Regions from separate parts of the Homo sapiens genome. Here regions 2 and 3 are each linked to region 1. A link is an interaction called in ENCODE POLR2A ChIA-PET data of the cell type or tissue named here. Cell type or tissue: PC-9. All regions are shown on one strand. Each heading gives the region's core, and the rest is flanking DNA. Links, peaks and the distances in the headings are about the cores only. Region 1 overlaps POLA2 (DNA polymerase alpha 2, accessory subunit). Region 2 overlaps CAPN1 (calpain 1). Region 3 holds the start of FAM89B (family with sequence similarity 89 member B).

The links. ChIA-PET counts read pairs that join two places held together with the same protein. Peaks named below come from ENCODE experiments on the same cell type or tissue, not always from the same donor. Only the 100,000 strongest peaks of a DNase experiment are listed, where the experiment ranks them.
Region 2: POLR2A ChIA-PET joins it to region 1 with 12 read pairs; 13 of 35 experiments call an interaction of 5 or more read pairs at or near these places.
Region 3: POLR2A ChIA-PET joins it to region 1 with 46 read pairs; 6 of 35 experiments call an interaction of 5 or more read pairs at or near these places.

The regions. Positions count from the first base shown.
Region 1 is chr11:65,272,545-65,278,141 of GRCh38, reverse strand. It overlaps POLA2 (DNA polymerase alpha 2, accessory subunit), which reads right to left. Exons shown (of 18, transcript NM_002689.4): 5 at 2,144-2,250. Among named protein-coding and RNA genes, the nearest start is that of POLA2, 13 kb to the right of the region's middle. In PC-9, for the core only: CTCF peaks have their summits at 2,755 and 2,959; a DNase peak (open chromatin) is centred at 2,771; H3K27ac peaks cover 1,673 bases.
Region 2 is chr11:65,207,053-65,212,649 of GRCh38, reverse strand. It overlaps CAPN1 (calpain 1), which reads right to left. Exons shown (of 22, transcript NM_005186.4): 15 at 4,530-4,595; 16 at 4,388-4,445; 17 at 3,263-3,327; 18 at 2,733-2,801; 19 at 2,554-2,632; 20 at 2,198-2,314; 21 at 1,778-1,836; 22 at 644-1,390. The coding sequence ends at 1,364. Among named protein-coding and RNA genes, the nearest start is that of CAPN1, 28 kb to the right of the region's middle. RefSeq lists a silencer at 1,148-1,351 and an enhancer at 2,042-3,241. In PC-9, for the core only: no CTCF peak of the experiment used is centred there; DNase peaks (open chromatin) are centred at 2,679, 3,429 and 5,549; H3K4me3 peaks cover 2,063 bases; H3K27ac peaks cover 4,587 bases.
Region 3 is chr11:65,571,718-65,577,314 of GRCh38, reverse strand. ZNRD2 (zinc ribbon domain containing 2) reads right to left here. Exons shown (of 4, transcript NM_006396.3): 4 at 5,427-5,597. The coding sequence ends at 5,581. It overlaps FAM89B (family with sequence similarity 89 member B), which reads right to left and starts at 4,777. Exons shown (of 2, transcript NM_001098785.2): 1 at 4,355-4,777; 2 at 3,125-3,952. The coding sequence starts at 4,645. The coding sequence ends at 3,674. It overlaps EHBP1L1 (EH domain binding protein 1 like 1), which reads right to left and starts at 1,262. Exons shown (of 19, transcript NM_001099409.3): 1 at 909-1,262. The coding sequence starts at 1,012. RefSeq lists silencers at 988-1,087, 1,148-1,207, 1,218-1,637, 2,658-3,177, 4,457-4,906 and an enhancer at 2,148-2,287. In PC-9, for the core only: CTCF peaks have their summits at 2,877, 3,080 (motif pointing left), 5,021 and 5,224 (motif pointing right); DNase peaks (open chromatin) are centred at 2,154, 2,894, 4,814, 5,234 and 1 weaker place; H3K4me3 peaks cover 4,345 bases; H3K27ac peaks cover 1,925 bases.

The DNA of each region.
Region 1 (5,597 bases), core at 356-5,355:
TCCACTCCCTGACTGGTAAATTATACCTCTAAGAACACATGGATATTGCTGATCTGCTTAGATGACAGTGAGGTCTTCTAATCCTCTGGTTGTAAACACGCCGTACAGAGAGGTCTATTTAAAACAGGCTTTGTTTAATGCACTGAAACTCTGCGGGAACCAGTTTTATGTGGGGCACCATCGCAATTAATGCCATCATTCTTTCTTTTCACAGCCTACAGAAAATGAGCTCAATTAATTATCTCAATCTCCAGTGCCACCTCTACGTGAATAGTTTAGAAGTTACTTTCATACATTACAAAACCAGTTTCTGCTGTCAGCTTTATTAGTGTGCATTAAAAAATGACTAGGCAGCATTTTGCCAGCTTCTCCAAGCTCTTCCCTGGGAAGCTCCATGAGCCATCCATTACAGCAGGCCCTTTAATGCAGCAAGATGCTCACATGAGGACAGTTGTAAACAGATCTACAGGTTTCAGAGCATTGTATTGACATTTGGAGAATATAACTCCTGCAATGGTGCTGGCACGTCTATAAGAACCATCCCTACATACCAGGTTGCAAAGATGCTCTTAAGTCTAGAAAGCTTTCTTCCAAAAAGCCTGAGAACTCCCCAAAGCAGCAGTAGACTACCCTAAAGTAAAACTGTCCTTCAAAATCCAATTACTGCCAGGCATGCTGGCTCATGCCTGTAATCCCAGTACTTTGGGAGGCTAAGGCAGGCAGATTGCTTGAGGCCAGGAGTTCGAGACCAGCTTGAGCAACATGGTAAAACCCCATCTCTACAAAAATTATAAAAATTAGCTGGGCTTGGTAGCATACACCTGTAGTCCCAGCTACTCAGGAGGCTGAGGTAGGAGGATCACCTGAGCCTGGAAGGCCAAGGCTACAGTGAGCTATAGTTGTGCCACTGCACTCCAGCCTGGGCAACAGAGTAAAAGCCTATCTTAAAAAAAAAAAAAAAAGAAAGAAAAGAAAAAAAAAATCCAATGACCACTCACCTTGAATGACTGCAGAGCTTCTATCACCACCTTTCTAAAGTGATAGAGCTGAAAAGGCCGAGAGCAGTGGCACATGCTTGACATCCTACACTTTGGGAGGCCAAGGCGGGTGGATCACCTGAGGTCAGGAGTGCAAGATCAGCCTGGCCAACAGGCGAAACCTCGTCTCTACTAAAAATACAAAAATTAGCCAGGCATGGTGGCGAGCGCCTGTAGACCCAGCTACTCGGGAAGCTGAGGCAGGAGAATCGCTTGAACCGGGAGGCAGAGGCTTCAGTAAGCCAAGATGGTGCCACTGCACTCCAGCCTGGGTGACAGAGTGAGAGTCCATCTCAAAAAAAAAAAAAAAAAAAGTGATAGAGTTGAACAATCTTAAGCTCTGGTTCATCTAGAAGTGATCCAAAGTAGAGGTAATGACTCCTGGCAGTTGGTGTTTCCCTGAAGGGTTAATACTACTGCTCCGGAGCCTCATCTTGATGTGGAAACTCCTAAAAACCCATCTACTCAGCAGAGCACTTGCCTATGGAATTCTCTAATATGAGACGTGTCATTTATGGATTTCAAAAAATTACATATGATCTTTGTGGATTTATGTGCAATGGTGGCAGAGGGACAAAATACCAATTAAGTCAGGGCAGAGTCACAGTGACAAGAAAACTCTCAGAAACTAGTTCTAACCTGACTTGGAAACAATAAACAGGTTATGAAACATTATGAACAAAGATATGTGCTTTTCTTTAAAAAAAAAAACTTTAGATGAAAAGAAAGAAAAAGAAACCCAACAAAACACAAACAGAAGCAGGTGGAAACCTACTTGCCTCTACTGACAAGACCTGTTAAGACTCTTAGACTTCTGAATAGACAGGTTGTTTTCAATACAAGATATCAGTTCCCGATCTAGGAAATGAGCCCTAGAAAAGTGGGTGGAAAGTGAGTTTCCTTAATTACCGTAAGAAACAGTAATTTTCCACAAAGAAAAGGAGAGCAAGGAAGGCAGAGAGCAATAGGCTTTCAAGCCAATTCACTGCAGAGGTACATGCCCACCTATAGTTAATTAATAACTCTGCTGTTAGCCTTCCTCAGATAGCCAGAGAAAGGGGAGGGGAGGCCAGCTTTATGGCACTTGAATGAATTATGATCCATACCTTGGAGAGAAACTTGACGGTGAGAGTAGCTGATGGGGGCTACGAGTTGACACACTCCTTTTTGTTAGGGGGGTTTCTGGGGTAGAGATAGCTCGCTTCTGAGAACCCTAGGGAAAAAAAAGGAAAACAAAATCTCAGTCCTACTAGACCCAATACTAATTAAGTGTATAGTACCTTGGAAGAAAAGGGAGAACATGTCCAAACGAAGGCACAAAATAGGACTGGGTGGGTTCTCTTCTTAAGGCCCCATCATCCAAGCATAATCTCAAAAAGAAATCTTCAACAACTGTAACCAACATTCAGGACACTGTCCCTATTTTGAAGGCAATTACGAGAAAGCAAACATTTTCCAAAAAGGACCACCAGGCTGGTAATGTGTCCTGTCAAATCCTTCATATGTTTACTTTCTGTCCCTACCTCTATGTTTTCAAACAGATATGAGTTTTACAATGCATAGTTTTGATCTATGTGTACACATTTTCCTGAGAAGGAATGGGACATTACTACTTACTTTGGCAAAGTCTACCATACATTTTCAAAGGAAATGACTCCAGGCAGATAACAAGGTTGAGCTCATACTTGAAGAGTTAGCAAACATCTGATGGTCACTCCTTTTTTTTTTTTTTTTTTTTGACTCATCAACAAGAATCCAAAGATAAGCCCAGAACGGAGGCTGAAACCTACAGTCCAGAGACCTATTGCTCCCTAAAGTCTAGGATAATCGACTGTAATAGAGAAAACAAAATCCTTGCCTGGATAGCAGCCAGGAAGCCAGCTAGTCTGCAGCTTTCCCTGCCCTAGGGCTCCTCCTGGCTGCAAGTTTAAGAAGTTATATTGCAGAGTGGTCAGCTGGTGGCAACTGCAGGACAGAATGCCAGAGAACAGATTCAAAACCATCAAAACCAGCTGCAATGGAAAATAGATTAAAAAAAAAATCCCTTATTCTACTACCCTGATATAATAACCAGTTTTGAATATTCCTTAATGGTATTTTAATATTTTTCTAGGCCAGGGGTGGTGGCTCATGCCTGTAATCCCAGCACTCTGGGAGGTCAAGGTGGGAGGATCACCTGAGCCCAGGAGTTCAAGACCAGCCTGGGCAACGGCGAGACCTCATGTCTGAGGAGGAAAAAGAAAAGCCAGGCGTGGTGCCTTATAATTTGTATATTAAGATTACAAATACACAAATTAGAATATACAAATTATAGTCATAATCTTAGTTTAAATATAAACCTAAGTATTTTATGTGCTGAATTTTTTCACTCTATATTAATTATCAACATTTTCCCACACTGTTACATTTTTAATCTTTTTTTTTTTTTTGAGATGGAGTCACTGTCACCCACGCTGGGGCACAGTGGCAAGATCTCGGCTCACTACAACCTCTGCCTCCTGGGTTCAAGCGATGCTGCTGCCTCAGCCTCTAGAGTAGCTGGGACTACAGGTGCCCGCCACCACATCCAGCTAATTTTTGTATCTTTAGTAGAGATGGGGTTTTGTCATGTTGGCCAGGCTGGTCTCAAACTCCTGACCTCAATTGATCCACCTGCCTCGGCCTCCCAAAATGCTGGAATTACACCCATGAGCTACTGCACCTGACCCAATCTTTTTCCCTTTTTTTTTTTCCGAGACGGAATTTCACTTCGCTCTTGTTGCCCAGGCTGGAGTGCGATGTGCGATCTCGGCTCACTGCAACCTCAGCTCACTGCAACTCCACCTCCCGTGTTCAAGTGATTCTCTGGCCTCAGCCTCTTGAGTAGCTGGGACTACAGGCATGCACCACCACGCCCAGCTAATTTTGTATTTCTAGTAGAGATGTGAGTTTCGCCATGTTGGTCAGGCTGGTCTCGAACTCCTGATCTCAGGTGATCCACCTGCCTCGGCCTCCCAAAGTGCTGGGATTACAGGTCTTTATCCTTTTTAGTAGCTGTGTTATTTAATTAAACTGACCTACAATGATTTACATAATTACTTCTCTATTGCTGGATTATGGGTTGCTTGTAATTTTCAGTGATTACAAGTAATGCTGAGTCTCAGGTGAAAAGTGATTTGGCAAATTAAGATTTTAAATTAAAAAAATGCTAAAATGCGTATCTTCATGCATACAGCTTTTCCCATAATTTGAATTATTTCTTCAGAAGAGTTTTTTTTTTCCCCCTAGGGAGAATTACTGGGTCAAATGATAGAAAAAGATTTTATGAATTTGGCCAGGGATGGTGGCTCGTGCCTGTAATCCTAGCATTTTAGGAGGCTGAGGCAGGAGGATCACTTGAGCTCAGGAGTTCAAGACCAGCCTGAGCAACATAGTGACACCCTGCCTTTATTTTTTTTATAATTAAAAAAAAAAGATTTTATAATTTTAACACATTTTCTCAAACTATCCCTCCAAAAGATTCTCCTAATATACAGTGGGCTACAACACTCCACGGCCAGTGTTGTGGGGCAGGGATATTTTGAGAGAATGACAGTCTGTCTCGCAAGACGTGGCAAGGTGACAGCACTTTGGTAAACAAGGCACAGTCTGGTGTTCTAGTCCTCAGCCTCAGGGCTGAAATCCAATAGTGTTCACCAACTCCAGTACCAGTTCTCAAGGATGCGCTCCCTTTAACCAAGCTCATACGATTCATTATTAACACTTAATGCCAATTTCATCATGTTTTTTTGTTGTTGTTGTTTTTGTTTTTTGAGACGGAGGGTTGCCCAGGGTGGAGTGTGCAGTGGCATGATCTCAGCTCACTGTAACCTCCGCCTCCTGGGTTCAGGCAATTCTCCTGCCTCAGCCTCCTGAGTAGCTGGGATTACAGGCATGTGCCACCATGCCGGGATAATTTTTGTATTTTTAGTAGAGATGGGGTTTTGCCATTTTGGCCAGGCTGGTCTCGAACTCCTGACCTCAGGTGATCCATCCACCTTGGCCTCCCAAAGTGCTAGGATTACAGGCATAAGCCACTGCGCCTGGCTAGTTTCATCTTTTCTTTTTTTTTTTTGAGATGGAGTTTTGCTCTGATTGCCCAGGCTGGAGTGCAGTGGCACGATCTCAGCTCACTGCAACCTCCGCCTCTGTTCAAGCAATTCTCCTGCCTCAGCCTCCCGAGTAGCTGGGATTACAGGCGCCCGCTGCCACGCCCGGCTAATATTTTTGTATTTTTAGTAGAGACAGGGTTTCACCATGTTGGCCAGGCTGGTCTTGAACTCCTGACCTCAGGTGATCCACCCATCTCAGCCTCCCAAAGTGCTGGGATTACAGGCGTGAGCCACCGCAGTGGCCGGTTTCATCATTTTTAATCAGAAATGTAGTCACCAATGGTACCATATTTTCATATCCTAGGGTAAGCACATTCTCACACTCACAGAGAAAATCAAATTATAACCAAGGATGCCAGTTTATTAATTTACTAGAAATATAATTGCCAAGGGTATGGGAACGTCAAGTCCTCAGGCTAACACATTCTCT
Region 2 (5,597 bases), core at 570-5,569, 66 kb after region 1:
GGCACACAGGGGCCTCCACCTCCATCTCCACCCCAACGCTGGGGCCCACAGCAGCTGACAGCAGCCAACTCCCACCCTCCCCCACCTCGGCCTCTGCTCTGCATTTGCAGCTTCGCCCCATCCCCTCTTCCTTCCCCCAAACCACTCTTATCTCTGGTAAGAAAATCCCAGATCCCAGCAGGCCCTGGAGCGGCTTATGTAAGTGCAGGTGTCTGGGTCACAGGGGCTCCCCACAGAGGGACCTGAAGGCGGCTCTGTGCTCGGGGGAGCTCTCTGGGGGGCCGGGTGTGTGCTAAGTAGAGGTTTGAATTTCAGCCAGAGCCTCACCTCAACGGGCCGAAGTGTGCAAGAAAGGTAGGGGTCAGGCCTCCTGGGCGGCGGGGAGGGCATGTAGGATCAGCAGAGCCATGTGGGACCTCAGCTGTGTGGCCCTGTCCCTGCAGCTAGGGCCCCTCCTTCCCAACCTCCCAGGGCCAGGGGTGGTCTTGCCCAGATACCCAGTACTCCAGTAGGGGTTCAAGCTTCAAGGTCAAGGGGAAGGAGATGGAGGGGTTGGAGGGGAGGGGTGAGCTGAGGCCACGAGCTGCCCCCATGGGCCGGGGCCTGCAGGTGCCCTCCAGGCAGTAGGCTGGGGAGAAACACATCACAGACAGATGTGGGGCCTTTTATTATTTGGGGTTCCTCTATATGGAACACGGGACCTCCCCACCCCAAGCCTAGTGCCTCTGGCACCCCCATAACCAGTACACAAGTCCCTGAAGAGTCCCCTTTAAAATCACTAATATAAAAAAGGAGCGAAGGAGGGAAGGCCGACCGCCCACAGGCTGGGCAGCTCCTGGTCGGCAGCAGGGCCAGGGAAGGACAGAGGGGGCGTTGGCTTCGGCGCAGGAAGGCACAGGCGTTCCCAGCCCCGGGGCCTCCCCGAGCCGGGAGGCGGCTCCACACGCCTGGACTGCAGACTGTGTCGAGCTAGTGGTTATAGTTTATAGTCTGCAGGCAAGGCCAGGCCGGTGGTGCTGAGTGGGTGGCCTCTGAAGTGGGGAGAGGGGACACATCAGGATGCTGGGGAAACCCGGGGCTGTCCCGAGGCAGGAACAAGCGAAAGCTGCCTTCCTGGCTTGGCAATGGGTGGGGCCCAGGGAGTCCATCCCGAGCCCATGGCTGGCACAGGCAGGGGCCACACAGTTCTGCCCGGAGCAGATGAACGATGGTGGCTGGGAGGAGAGGGGACAGGAGGACGAGGCTGCCTCTCTGCTCCAAGGAAGGCACTTGCAGCTGGGGTGGCCTGGTGTGGTGTGGTAGGAGGCGAGGCTTGGCAGACGAGGAGGGAGGGGAGCACGGCAAGGGGGACCGAGTCCCTGCCTCATGCAAACATGGTCAGCTGCAACCACTGCGGGAGAACAGGCAGGTCAGCTGGGGCCGCAGAAATGGCTCCCTGGCTTCTTCCCCACCCAAACCCCAGGTCCAGCCCCCAACTCCACGTCTCAGGAGCCACCTCAGGAACCTCATGGAGGGGTTACTTTCTTACCTCCTCCACCCCTGGGAAACCAGAGTGCTGCTCCCATAGGGGCCTCCAAGGGCCTGGACCTCCCCTCCTGCTCCTTTCCCAGAATCCAGACACCCCCACCCCAGCCTTTCAGGATTCAGGTGGCCCGGGCTTCAGGGTTGGCTCTGAGGCCCAGGCTCATTTCCAGGAAAGGACAGGGAACACTGGCCAGATAAGAAAATTCGATCGCCTGGAACTCTTCCCCAACCATGGGCCCAGGGAGGTTCCCACCTTAAACAAGTCAAAGGTCACAACTCCATCCAGATCTGTGTCCAGAGTTTTGAAAAATCCTGTGTGTTCAAGAAAAGGTGATACAGGGCTGAAAACTCAGTGGGATATTCACGCAGGGCCAGGCCTGGCCCCCTTCCTGCCTGGTCCCTCTCTACCTCCCCACAGTACCGCAAGCTGACACCCCTTGAAGCTGGGAAGCTTCACCCCTTCCTGCTGCCTGAGAAGCCACTGTCAACTCCCTCCCTCCCCGACTCTCCTGGCACTCAGCCAGGGCCCCCCAAACCCAGACCCAGGCCTCTCTGGCACACACCCACAGCACTGGCCTGTATCTGCTAATTCACCCATCTGTCATTCCCCCCAGCTCCTGGGGGACGCGTTTGGGACGGAGCTGGAGGGTGGGAGGCAGTTGGGGACACTCACGGAACATGGTCTCTAGCCGCACCAGGCAGCAAACGAAATTGTCAAAGTCGACCGCCAGGTCGGGCTCCGAGTAGCGGGTGATGATGAGCTCGTACAGCTTCTTGTTGAGCTTGAAGCCTGGTCCAGGAGAGTGAGTGAAGGTCAGTGAGGCGCAGCCCCTGCCCAACAGGATGGGGGAGGGGTTGGGTCCCCAGGAGGGGGCTGGGGCTAGGCAGGGTGCTAGTAACCGTGGGGAAAAGGACAAGATGGCTGTTACCATGTCACCACTAGCACCCCAGGGACAAGGGCCTGGGGCATAGGAGCAGTGGGGCTACCTGTCCTGGGCCCCACAGGTGCCGTCAGCCTTGGAGTCTCACCTGCCGACTCAATGGCCATCCGCATCTCGTAGGCACTCATGCTGCCCGACTTGTCCAGGTCAAACTTCCGGAAGATGGACTGAGGTGGCGGCAGAGGGTGAGGGCCAGGCTGAGTCACCCGGCCCTTCCCACCTGCCCGGCCCGCACCTGCATGACTGAGGTGAGTGGGGACAACCTACCAGGTAATTCCGGATGCGGTTCCACAGGATGTTGAACTCCACCAGGCCCAGCTTCCCATTGCCATCACGCTGGGTGGCCGTTAAGAAGGAAATTCCATCACTTAGACCAGTCATGGGAGAGTGGGCAACTGTGCAGAAGGGGAGATGGCCGCCGAGCCGGCAAGTCGACTTGGGGCTGGGTGAGGAGAAGCAGCAAAAGCCATGTACAGTCAGCCCACAGCCGGGCTTGCCTTATTCTCTGAGCTGGGCTGCAGTGGAGTGGGCTGGGGAGGGGTCAGAAATAGCACCAGCCTCAGGGTCAATGGGGACCCAGGTCTTGCTCCACCTTTCACTTGACACAGGTCTGTGCCTCAGTTTCTCCCTCCCAACCAACAGGAAGACGTCCAGGGAGACATCTGAGCATGGGGCACTGTGTGTCCACACTCCGCATGGCTCTGTCCTGTTCTCTGTGCTGTCCTGGGACAGTTCTCCCAGCACCGATACCTCCACCCAAAACCCCACTCAGGAGACAAAAGCAAACGGAAGGATACATCCATGAGGTTCACCATGCTGCGGCACGACTCTAGGCTGAAGCCCTTGGTCCGCAGGTCTTTGTCTGCAAGAAAAACCAATTCCAACATCTCCACCTAGTGAGCTTCCTGCACCTGCCCCTGCTGGGAGCACTGGGTGGGGCAGAGTCAAGGACGCACAAATCCTGACGAGTGGGTGCAATATCTGGCAGAGGAAGTGGGCAGGATTGTTTGTATCATCAGGAAGTACAAGTAAAGTATTTTAGCAATCAAGCCAAAGTCCCAACAGCCACAATTAGTCCAAAGTAAAAAGAAATGAGTGTGAAACAGAAGAGCGAGAAATTGGGTAGAAAGATGGGGCAGGGCAGGGCTTGCTGTAGGCTAGGAGGGTAAGCAGTGCTTCACTAGCAGAGAAGAGGAGGAGAAAAGCTCTGCTTAAGGAAACCGTGTGGATGGAGGTCAGTGGCAGCAAAGGGGAGGGGAGGGGATGAGAGGCCAGCAGTTGTCTGCCCTGGGGAGTGAAGCCAGTCACGTGGTGTTCCCCAAGCCACTCAGCCTGGCCCAGGAGGCTCTGGGAGGAAAGGTAGACTTTTCTTTGGCACTAAGGTGCTGCTCCTGCTTTTTTTTTTGAGACAGGGTCTTGCTCTGTTGCCCAGGCTGGAGTGCACTGATGTGATCACAGCTCACTGCAGCCTTAACCTCCCTGGTCTCAAGCCATCCTCCCAACTCAGCCTCCTGAGTAGCTGGGACTATAGGTGCATGCCACCACGCCCAGCTAATTTTTGTACTTTTTTGCAGAGACAGGGTCTCTCCATATTGTCCAGGCTGGTGTTGAACTCCTGGGCTGAAGCGACTCCTGCCTCGGCCTCCCAGAGTGTTGGGACTACAGGTGTGAGCCACTGTGCCTGGCCAGGCTGCGCTGCTAATCCCACAAAGGCACAGCACCCGAGCACAGGGATTATCAGGATGGCAGGTCAGGAGGAGGAGTATGGGATGGAAATGGCAGGGAACTGGGCTCAGAAAAACTGGAGGATTCCCCGACTCATGCAGACCAAGGGATGAGGTTCAGCTCAATGTGTGAGCAGGAGCCTGGATTCTGATGTGGAAGAAATGGTGGGGTGGTGGGACAGCCCCGCGGGGACTCACGTTTGCTGATGATCCTATTGAGGATTGTCCGCAACTCCTTCACGCTGATCTCCATGTCCTGGGGAGAGAGAGGAGGTGGCACCTGCCCCAGGAGAGGGCTGCCCCTCACAGGCCCCTCCCAACCTGCCATGCCCCAACCTACCTCCCCTGCCAGCTGCCTGAAGAGGGCCTTGAAGTTCTCGTCAATCTCCTCTTCTGAGAGCACTTGCTGGACCGAGAAGGGGAGAAAGCAGGTAAGAGAGGCCCCGGCCCTGCCCGTGTGGAGGCAGCTGGAGGGAGGGCTGAGGTCACATATCTGCTACAAGTCACTTCGCTTCTCTGAGCCTCACTTTTCTTTTCTTTTCTTTTTGAGATGGAGTTTCACTCTGTCACCCAGGCTGGAGTACAGTGGCGTGATCTCAGCTCACTGCAACCTCCGCCTCCCGGGCTCAAGCCATTCTCCCTGCCTCAGCCTCCTGAGTAGCTGGGATTAAAGGTGCCCACCACCATGCCCGGCTAATTTTTGTATTTTTAGTAGAGACGGGGTTTTGCCATGTTGGCCAGGCTGGTCTCAAACTCCCGACCTCAGGTTATCCGCCCGCCTCAACCTCCCAAAGTGCTAGGATTACAGGCGTGAGCCACTGAGCCCGGCTTGAGTCTCACTTTTCTAATCTGAAAAGGGAATCTCGTTCCTGCCCTGCCCTGCCCCGCCCCATATCCAGCACTCATGTGACCTAAATGAAGGGGATGCTGTTCAGCTCAGTGAGTAAAAGGCAAGAGTTTGGGCCAGGTGCGGTGGCTCACACCTGTAATCCTAGCACTTTGTGAGGCCGAGGTGGGTGGATCACTTGAAGTCAGGAGTTTGAAACCAGCCTGACCAAAATGGCAAAACCCCGTCTCTACTAAAAATACAAAAATTAGCCAGGTGTGGTAACGTGCGCCTGTAATCCCAGCTACTCAGGAGGCTGAGGCAGGAGAATCACCTGAACCCAGGAGACGGAGGTTGCAGTGAGCCGAGATCACGCCATTGCACTCCAGCCTGGGTGACAGAGTGAGACTCTCTCAAAAAAAAAAAAAAAAAAAAGGCAAGAGTTTGGATCCCTACTGTATGGCCTCAGGCAAGTTCCCTAACCTCTGTGAACCTGAATTTCCCATTCAGAGGAGGTATGGTAACAAGACCCGGACAGGGTTGATGTGGGGAGGAAATGAGGTAACACAGGTGAAGTGCTCA
Region 3 (5,597 bases), core at 570-5,569, 300 kb before region 1:
CCCCTCCCCCTGGACCCCATGGTCCCTTCCTGCCCCAGCCCTTCCCCTGGGGAGCCTAAATTTAGCCCCGCCTGGCGGGTGAGGCCCCCACAGCTGTGCCCTAATCCAGCCAAGGGAAGCTGACACCAGCAAGCACGTATATTTAGGGTGTGACGCAGGGGCCTGGGCAGCTATGGGTGGCGGCATGTGAACGAGATGCCCCTGAACCTGTTGGTAGTCCAGGCTGGGGCCTGCACCCTCTGGTGAATCACCCCTCACCCTGCCACCTTGCCCTCCGCAACCCTCTCCTCCCGGACCCACAACCTCCTAGGTCCTCAGGCCCCTTTAAGCTGCTCCCCGCCTCCCTCCTCAATCCTCCCAGCACTCAGTTTCCCCTTTTAAGGACATTGTGGAGATGTTTCCAGCCTCCCAGCACTCTGGCTGAAGAGGCGGGAGTTGGAGGGGTTCTTCTGGCTCAACAAGATGGCAGGGGAGGAGGGGGCAACATCTCTGTTCTTAGCTGGACTAAGTAAGGTCAGGGAGGCTCCTGCCCCAGCCCTAGCCACCTGCAGACCTCAAAACTTGATCCCTTTTCCAATGCCACCCTGAACCACCTTTCTGGCACAAGACATGCGGCCTCCCTCCCCCAGCCCTGACCGCAGCTGAGGAAGGAGTGGACACAGGCAGAACCTCAGGCCTGAAAGTCCTGACCCCCGCGCAGGGAAGGCTGCCCACGCCCCCAACTCCAGGGGTCCCACAAATTGCAAGGGCACTTCTGAATCTCCGAGCCTGGGAACGGAACCAGGGCCCAAGCTGGGGTGGGGGCCCATTTGGTCATTGGGCTGGGGGGGCAGAGTCCTCTCAGGCTCAAAGGGCCGGATGAGGTCCCAGCAAGTTCGGGGGAGCCCCCCCGCCTCCCTCCCACTCACCATTTCTTGGTGCACTCCAACACTAGCTCGTGGTAACAGGCCACGAACTGGAACTTGGCCGCCCGCTTGCCCACGCGCTGCAGGCGCTTCCACACCGAGGTCATGGCCCCCGCCACCCCGCCGCCCACTTCTCAGGCCCGGGGCTCCCGCTGGCCCGCCACCGCTGGCCCGGCCCGGGTCCCCATGGCCTGTCCGCGCCGCCCGCCCCGTCCGTGCGGAGGTGTCCCAGGCTCCGACCCGGGACCGCGCTCTCCGCTGCCGCCGCTGGGGCCCGCAGGGTGGTCTGGCTGAGTCTGCGGGGTCGCCTGGGGCGCGTCGGGTGGCGAGCGCGGAGCTGGGAGCGCGCCGTTTCCTGGAGCCGCACCCCCGTCGGAAGGCGGGCGGGGCTCCGGCGCGGGGCGGGGGCCGGGGCAGGAGCGCGGGGGCGGGGCGACCCGGCTTCCGGGGCCTCGCGCCGCGACCCGGGAGCGGGAGCGGGGGCGGGGGAGGGGGGCGTGGAAGGGGTGTCGCCCGACCGCAGTGCCCGCTCGGTGCGCGCAGAGGCTGCGTGGAGAGAGGGCAACCAGCAACTTGGTGCCACCCTAGAGAGCGCTGCCCGGGCCGCCTTCCTTCCTGCCCGCAGCCCTGGGAGGTACGTACTACTGGCCCCCTTTCAACGGCTGGGAAAACTGAGACCCAGAAAGGGGAAGGGACTTGCTCAGAGTCATACTGTGAATGTGGACGAGGACCAGCTCTCAACTCCAAGGTGCAGCCACCCACGTCTTAACCAGAGCAGGAAGGCGTCAGTAACCTCGGTGGCCCAACCTCAGAACCTGACTCTGCTGTCAAGGGGGAAGATAATCCCAAACCCCGACAAGTAGCTGGAGAATCATAACTGACCTCCAACCAAGTGTGACTTTGGGCAAAGCGCTAACACTCTGAGCCTCAGTTTCAACGTCTATTAAATGGGGATAATTGTAGTTCCGCCTTTTAGGGAATCCCTGAGAGGATGAACCTCAGAAGGCATTTAGCAGAAAGCCTGGCTGATTTTGCCATGCCTCCTTATTAAATGGGATGCGCTATAATGGATGGGGAAAACGTGTCATTTTTGTGTATGTTTACTCTCCCTCCCCAGGAAAGCCTGCCTGGAGCGTTAGCAGCTGTGAACCCCTAGATTAGAGCCCTTATCGCCTACCCACCCGCCCTGCATGGTAATGAGCCTCTGCAGGTGTCAGCTGCCCTGGGGCAATAGGTCAGTTTGTTCCTTCCCGCTGCTCTGCAAGGTGTGTAAATGGACAGGAGCCCGGTGCGTGACTGCTACTTGGTTTAACGGGATGTCTGAGTGCCAGGACTGCCATCTGGGCTGCATCTCCAGGAGGCAAATGGCTGCAGCAGGGCGCGGGGATGTGCTGTTCGTCCGCACACCTCGGTGTGCGGCTTCACCTCTTTTCAGGAGGTTGTGAGGTGTCGTGTGCGCGTGTAGGGGGCTGAGTACCCACTGTCTCCGAACGTGCTGGCTTCTTCCGGTGGGCTTGACAACTGGGTTTGGTTCTCAGTCCCAGCGGTGTGGGTCCCCGGTTTCCTAAGAAACCTTCCACAGATAACTGTAAAGACCGCTAGTGCTGTGGGGAGAGCCGGCGGTCTTCACAGACTGAGCGGGGAATACGGGTCCCTGGAACCCCAATCAAACTTCACCGCCGCGGAGTCTCATGCTTGGCCTCCGGGAAGGCCCGAGGTGCCGCGACTTCACTCCCCTCGGCCTCTGCCACCCCTCCCTCCCACCCGCGGGGCGTGAGGTCCCAGGCCGTTCCCGGAGGCGCCTCCCCCGCCCCCGCCGGGGCCCCTTGCTCCGGCGACTCCGGCCACCCATTTCCTGCGCCGCCTCAACCCCGCCCCGCGCGGGGTGGAAAGTTTCCCTCCTCAAGGTGGGCGGCTCCTTCTCCTTCCTTCCCGGCAGGCAGGGAAAGCCCGAAGCGAACTGGGAGGAGGGAGCGGGGGACTCGGAGGTCGCGGGCGAGAGAGGGGAAGTGACTCGACCGCAGTCACCCGGCGGCTGAGCCAGGCTCGGCCAGCAGGCAGCGCCCCCAGCCCCGCCCCGGCGGGACGGCAGGGCCTTCACTCGGCGCGGGGCGGGGGGGGAGGGGGTCTCGGGCGCCACCTGCTGGCAGAGCGCGGGGCCGCACCTGCCACAAACACCGCGGTCTTCCCGCCCCAGAGCCAGCCAGGCAGAGCACAACGACGCTGAGTGTATTTATTTATCTACGCGCCCTGGAGACCGGCCCCTAAATTTAAATATCCAGCACGGGGCCTTGGCCCTCCTGGCCGTGGGTGGTTATTGGGACGGGTCCTGGAGCCCTTCCAGGGCAGAGGAACCCAGAGCCCGGAGGTGGGATGCCCCTGAGCCAGCAGCTGCCGATAGCAACAAAAGGTGAGGAGGAGATGGGAGCCAGGCACTCATCCCAATCCCAGAGACGCCAAGCGGAAGGGAAGATGCTTCGGGCCCCACCGCAAGGCTGAGGGTTGGCCAAGCTGGGGGTGCACACATGTGGAAGAACTGGAGGCCCAGTGCCATGAGCAGAGGCTGTACCCTAGATGCCCGCCCCAGTGCCAGCCAACCCAAGACAGGAGAAAGAGTTTGGCAGTTTCGCCTCTGAGGAATACATGCCTGGCCCTCCTGTGAGGTGAGGCGGTAGGGGGGAAGGCGCAGGCTCCGAAGTCTGAGGGCTTGCCGGAGGGGGAGTTTCTGAGCCTTTTGCATGGGTGCATGCCCCCTGCCCCCCAGCCCTTCAGAGGCTGATGTGGAAGGCATCCTGCAGCCACTGGTCACGGGCATTGTGCGTCTGGGGCACAGTAAGGGGTGGCGGGTCAGGAGGCAGGCTGGCATCGGGAGGCTCCTCGTCGTCAGACAGGCCCGCATCCGGTGGGTAGGAGCTGTCCGAATGGAGGGAGGATGACAGGTCCTGGCAGAAGCTCAGGTCTTGGCACAGGTGTTTGTAGTCCTGGATTGACTCGTACAGGCCCCACAGCTGGCACAACAAGGACATGTCCAACTGCCGCAGCCCCACCTGCAGACAACTGAGGGTGGGCTGGAGTTGGGGTCCAGGCCACCCCAGCCCAGCCCCGCCCCCTGGAATAGTGGGCCCCAGCCCATCTTCCCCGCACCTTCCTAAACGAAGTTTTTGTGGACATCAGGCACCACCTGCAAGCTATGCAACTTTAGTCATGACCCTCACCCAAAAAATGGGGTTATCCATTTAGCCGGATGAAATGAAGTAACGTCAGCAAAACATTTGAAAATATATGGTAACTACTGCCATAATTGGTAACTATCACTAATTATTGTTACCATAACCCTTGCAACCCAACTGGTGCCTGCAAGTCCTCTGAGACCCAGGCCGCCTGTCCCAGTCCCCTGCGTTCCTCCGCGTCAGCCCCCCGCCCAGCTGGCCCGGCGCCCACCCACTCACCATCTCCTTGCGCAGCGCGGCCAGCGCTGAGTCGAGGTTGACAGGACGACGCGGGCCGGCTGCGGGTCCCGCGTTGGCGGCGCCGGCGGCGTGGCGGGGCCCGTCCGGGGCGCGGGCGGCGCGGCTCAGCTCGTCGTGGATGCGGCTGCGCTGGCTGTAGACGCGCTCCAGCTCCCGCCACGAGCCCCCGCTCGCATTAAGGAGGCCGCTGAGGCCGCGCGGCAGCGGTGGGAGCCCGGCCAAAGCGCAGCCCGCCCCGCCCGGCGCCTCTGCCGAGGGCAGCCCGTTCATGGCCGGGGCCGGCGCGGACGGCGATGCCACCTCCTTCCCTCCAACGCTCCGCCCGGGCCGCCGCCCGCAGGCCCCGCACCCCGCGGCCCCGCCGGAGCCCAGCCGCCGCCCGCAGGCCTCGCTTTGTTCCTTCCCCAGCTCCTCAGACTCCGCCTCTGCCCCACCCCCTCTGGATGGGCCGGGCCTCTCTTAAAAAGGCAACGGTTGTGGGACCACGTCGCGCAAAGCTGAGAAAAGGCAACGGGACATCCACTCACTCAAGGGGAGATGGAAAAATGCGGCGGAGGGGGGAAAAGGCTGAAGGGGGCAGGCGTGGTTTCTTCACGGTTCTTTTTGCTACCCCGTCTCCCCGCCGCGCCCCGCCCCGCCCCCACACCCAAGGAAAATGATCTAACAGTGGAGTCAGGAGACTGGCAAGTCCACACTTGGTGCCTAACGTGCCACCTGACGCTGGGGTCACCACAAACTCCTGTCGGTGTCTGAGTACCTGGGGTGGGCATGAGATGGGATAGGCTGATAGGGTCAGGATGCTCAGGGGAAGGAGGGGAATCTATCAAGGGGATCGGAACACAAAACCTCACTTCCAGGTGGGGAATGGACACCAGATGGCGGAAGAGGCTGCAGAGGTGCTGCCAGAGACAAGGCTAGGGTCCACCCCTCTGGCTGCTACCTTTGAAAAGGCTATGGCTTCTTCCTTAGAAAAGGGGCATCACATAGTCCTCTACCTACTCCCTCATCCTGACTGGGGAAACTGAGAAGAAACAAGCTCAACTCATCTCAGGGCGTCAAGGAGAGCAGAGTGGAGAGGTGAAGAGGCCAAAAGCTGGAAAAAGGTGAGTGGAGCTGGGGCTGGCATGCACACTTGGAACCAGGAAAAAAACAAACCACACAGAGGAACAGCTGTTTTTCTAGAGGGTTTTTCTCAGGGGCTTCTCTTAGTGCTGTAGCTGCT